2 separate regions of the Homo sapiens genome follow, and region 1 is linked to region 2. A link is a loop called in an ENCODE intact Hi-C map of the cell type or tissue named here. Cell type or tissue: PC-3. All regions are shown on one strand.

Evidence for each region. A loop is a pair of places that touch in the nucleus more often than their neighbours do. Peaks named below come from ENCODE experiments on the same cell type or tissue, not always from the same donor. Only the 100,000 strongest peaks of a DNase experiment are listed, where the experiment ranks them.
Region 1: it touches region 2 in a loop (5-fold over the local background); 5 of 110 quality-filtered maps call a loop at or near these places.

Annotation. Positions count from the first base shown.
Region 1 is chr6:38,507,882-38,510,381 of GRCh38, reverse strand. All of the region lies in intron 6 of BTBD9 (BTB domain containing 9), which reads left to right. Among named protein-coding and RNA genes, the nearest start is that of BTBD9-AS1, 28 kb to the right of the region's middle. In PC-3, no CTCF peak of the experiment used is centred here; DNase peaks (open chromatin) are centred at 491 and 1,291; H3K27ac peaks cover 1,619 bases.
Region 2 is chr6:38,671,088-38,673,587 of GRCh38, reverse strand. No RefSeq gene overlaps it. Among named protein-coding and RNA genes, the nearest start is that of GLO1, 31 kb to the left of the region's middle. In PC-3, CTCF peaks have their summits at 1,352 and 1,552 (motif pointing right); a DNase peak (open chromatin) is centred at 1,527.

The DNA.
Region 1 (2,500 bases), 160 kb after region 2:
TCTGTTCATGGTAAGTGCTAATTATATTTTTACTCTCCTTTTCTGTGTTTAGATATACAGATACCATTGTATTACAGTTACCTACAGTCTTCAGTTCAGTTACATGCTGTGCTGGTTTGTAGCCTAGGAGCAATAGGCTATACCATCTAGCCTTGGTGTATAGTAGGCTATGGCATCCAGTTCGTGTAAGTATACTCTATGATGTTCACGCCATGATGAAATTGCATTTCTCAGAATGTATCCCAGTTGTTAAGCATGACAGTATGTGAAAACTGATGGCATCATGAAAGAACATGGCGTGTTTAGGGAATGTGGCTAGACTGTGGAGTTTGTGTGTTTTTTGGTGGTGCTAGTGCTGGGAGACAAAGCCAACTGTAGGATTTGCATAGTAATCTTTGAAATGCAAAAGCCAGCTCTTGTGGTTCTTTTGGTATGCTGTGTACTAGCACATTACCAGGTAGCTTTAGACACTTGATAAATATTTTTTTGATGAAACATGAAGCTGGGGGTAGCCAGCTCTTTGATCAGGATAGGAAAATATGAGTAATCCCTTCAGAACTGTGTTTATTTATCATTTATCAAGCATTCATTCAACAAATATATACTGAGGCTGCTGTGTTCAGGGCAATGAGGGAAATATAAAGATGTTTCTTCCCTGTTTTGTGCAGTGCCTCTTCCCTGAGTTCAGTTTTATTAGATTTTTCTTTTCGGAAGTGTTAATTCTATGCCTTTTTTTTATATTTTATACATGCTTGCTACTAAAGTATTGTGTAGTTATTTTTGTCTCTAAAAGGTTCAGAACCATTTTAACCCACTTCAGTGCTTTATTTCAGGAGTTCTCACTGCGTTTTGAGAAAGTACAGATGCTCAAATAGCTGATGTTTTTCTGTGACCTGTGCCTTTCCAGCCAGTATTTATAAGGTCAAGAAGGCAAAATATGCAGAATTATAGATGTGACAGCTGATTTGTACTGAACTTTTTAGGACTAACATATCTTAGCTGCCATTCTTTACTTATAGTTGATGCAAAGAGAACATTGTTTAGCAGTAGCAAAGAAAAACTTAACACTGAAAGTAAAATAGAAATTTCATTCTTAAAAATTGCACTCCTGGTAATATGTCCTTTTACCCTTGTGCAGAAGAACATCCAAACTTGTTCTTGAGGATTATTTTAAATGTATAATCATTTCCCCCTTCCCCCTATTGAGTAACCTCCATGTGTCAGCACTATGCTGGGTATTGGGTTACAACAGTAAACATCACACTTCTTGTCTTCAGGGAAGTAAAACAGTTGTCCCTCAGTGCTGGCTGTGCATTAGCTATACAAGTAAGTGTTTAAAAAATACAGATGCTAGAGTCCCTGTCCTGGAGATTCTGACTCACTGGTTCTAAGGTGGGTAGGTAAGATTACTGACAAGTTAATAGGAAATTACAGTTCTCTGAAGTAGGGCTCTGGGATAGTTTATGAGCACAGAAGAGGATTGCCTAGCTTAGTCTTAGAAGGTTACGGTTGATGGAGGGGTGGGGAGGGTATGAATACAGAATGTAAGGCAAAAGCCTGTCTTGGATTTGGGGGAATAACATGTATGGACTGCAAGAAGAAAGAGCATGGGAAGTTGGTAGTTTTTTGTGGGTGGAACATAGAAGCGGAGGCAAGCAGCAGTGAGAGGGGAGACTGGAGAAGCAAGCAGAGTCCAAATCATTCAGGGCTTTGTCTGCTGGGCCAAGAAATTTGAATTTTATCCTGTAGACATTTGGAGCCATTGATGAGTTTTAAGTAGTGGGGTGATGTGATAAGATTTATTATGCTTTCATATAATCGCTCCTGCTGCTCTGTGAAAAATGGCTTTGAGAGAAATATGAAGAGAATTTGTAGACTTGCAAAAGTCTAGGTAAGAAGTGCCAGTGGCGGGGGAATGAAGAGAAGTGGACAAATTCCAGAAATAACTTCATTTGTAGAACACACTGAACTTGGTTAAAAATAAATGTGTCTATTTGGGGGAGGGGTTGAGGGACATGAAGTAACAAAGACTGGGTTCTTAGCCTGGGGTCATGGGAGGGATGGAGGTACCATTCACTAAGATGGGAACACAAGAAAAGGCAAATTTGACAGAGGAAGGTGATAAAGTCACTTTAAATATATTGAGTTGGTAGTGGCAAAAAGACATCTAAATAGAGTTGTCAACTAGATATTTGAGCAAATTGTCTGAAGCATGGAAGCAGGATCTGGGCTAAAGATTTGGGAGACATGGCCGGGTGCGGTGGCTCACGCCTGTAATCCCAGCACTTTGGGAGGCCGAGACAGGTGGATCACAAGGTCAGGAGATCGAGACAATCCTGGCTAACACAGTGAAACCCCGTCTCTACTAAAAATACAAAAAATTAGGGGGGTGTGGTGGCGGGTGCCTATAGTCCCAGCTACTCGGGAGGCTGAGGTAGGAGAATGGCGTGAACCTAGGAGGCGGAGCGTAAAGTGAGCCGAGATCGCGCCACTGCACTCC
Region 2 (2,500 bases):
AGATGGATCGTATTTACCCAAGCTGGCTGCATGAGGGTGGACAGTGAATCAGAATTGAGACTGCCAGAATGGAGGAGCAAATAGGGGCTTCTGGGTAGGTGTAAACAGAAACCGCACCCAGAGTCAAATTAGATATTGAGAATTAGATATTAGGTGCAGAGTACTGTAAGAAATGAAACATTTCTTGCCCTCAGAGCTTAGGTCTGAGATTGTGGTTCTCAATCATATTAGACTTAGCTGACCCTGTTTATAATAACATTGTAACATAATATCTATCACATCCACTATCCTGAAATGACATTCACATGATATAACCTACTTATTGGCACGACATGAAGAAACATCAGTCAATACCTTTATGGTAATATGAAGGAGAAATATAATCAGGTTGCAATAAAATTGTGCATTTTAGTATGTCAGTGCCCACATAGACTAGAAGACAATGGAGTAGTCAGGTGCTTGCCCTTACATATGGAAGAAGAAAACATCAGAGTATTGTTGACACTCTTTGATATTTTAAATAAAGACTGAATTTATGATTCATGAAGAGCTATAATTTTACAAATTTAAATACATATTCATAACAGGTGCATTTTACTGATGACTCAAAAACATGATGTTATGTTGGAAATATTTCCCAAAATGGTGATCAATTCTTGCTAAAGTTTCGAATAAAAGAGTAACTTTTTTGTTTATAGAATAGTTTTTTCCCTAGCAAATATTAAAATTATAAATGCAAATAAGTAAGATACAAGTTGTAAGTTCAGATAATAAAAAGCAGGCTTTAATTCTTTTTTAAAATTTAGAATAGTTTTAGATTTGCAGAAATGTTGCAAAGATAGTGCAGAATTCACATACACCACATACCTAGTTTCCCCTATTTTAAAAATCTTACATTAGTGTGGGACATTTATCACAATTAATGAAACTATATTGATATTATTAACTGAAGTCCATACTTATTCCAATTTCCTTCATTTTTACCTGCTGTTTCCTTACAGGTGACATTCAGGAAACCACATTCCATTTAGTCACCATGTATCCTTAGGCTACTCCAGACTGTGACAGTTTTTCAGACTTTCCTTGTTTTTGATGACTTTGACAGCTTTGAGGAGTACTCACTAGGTATTTTGCAAAACGTTTTTCAATTGGGATCTTCTGATTTTTTTTGTCATGATAAAACTGGGATTATTGTTTTTTGGAGGAATACCACAGAGACAAAGTGCTCTTGTCACATCAAGGGGACATACTATCAACATGACATGTCCCTGATCTTACTATGTTAACCTTAATCACCTGGCAGTGGTAGTGATGAGGAAGAAACTCATTATGTAAAGCCCACACTGGCTGGGGGGAGTTATGCTCCATCTCCTTGAGGGGAAAAGTAGGCTTTTTACCTATATGAATACTCAGTGGGACTTTCCAAAGTTATACAGGTCATTACAGGATGTCTAACATCCCTGCTCACCATCCACTAAATACCAATAGTGAAACCCAACCAAAAATGTCCCACAAGTCTCCGAAGTAACCCCTAGGGGTCAGTACTGCTCTGTTGAGAACCACTGGTCTAAGATTTCCAATTCAAGTTTCCTTAGAGTGTGAATTTAAAGCATTTATAAAGAAATCTGAGTACAGAATTCCTAATTTTATGCTTTCCTCCTTATTTACAGATGCTTTTTTCCTGCCTCTAATTCAGGAATTTATTTTAGGTATTTGCCTTTGAGTGTTCTTCTTTTATATAACTTTGTTTTACAAAAACTCATATTTTACATAAACTCATTTTCTTTTTACATGAACTCATATTTTATTGCCTTATATAATATTTAATTAAATTATATATTTAAAATTACAAGGATGATTGGATTGAGCACATTGGCAGTAGACACAATCGACTTGACAAGTAACTCATCTGAGGAAGTAGAAATGCACAGAGTGGCCAACTGGTTATAGTTACTCAGCCTGACAGGGCATCAGTTCTTTATTGAGGAAATGGTGAGTGCGGTTAATCCAATAACAGGTTAAGTGGAAATTGGTTAAGAGAATTTCTACTGTAAATGCATCGATTTGAGTCCTATCAATATTAGCAAAGGCTGAGTGCGGTGGCTCATGCCTGTAATCACAACAGTTTGGGAGGCCAAGGCGGGTGGGTTGCTTGAGCTCAAAAGTTCAAGACCAGCCTGGGAAACATAGGGAGGTCCCCATCTCTAGAAAACATAATACAATTAGCCGAGTGTGGTGGTGTGCATCTGTGGTCTGAGCTACTTGGGAGCTGAGGTGGGAGGATTGCTTGAGCCCAGGAGGTCAAGGCTGCAGTGAGCTATGATTGCCACTGCACTACCGTCTGGGTGACAGAGGGAGACTCTGTCTCTAAAAATATATATATAAGAAAATATTACAGAAGATTGTTTAATGCCAGTACCTAGGATTGCTCTAGTTGTAATGAAATAGGCACTTTTATAGACTTCATCCAAACCACTTCAATTTTACAGTAAGTTTCACG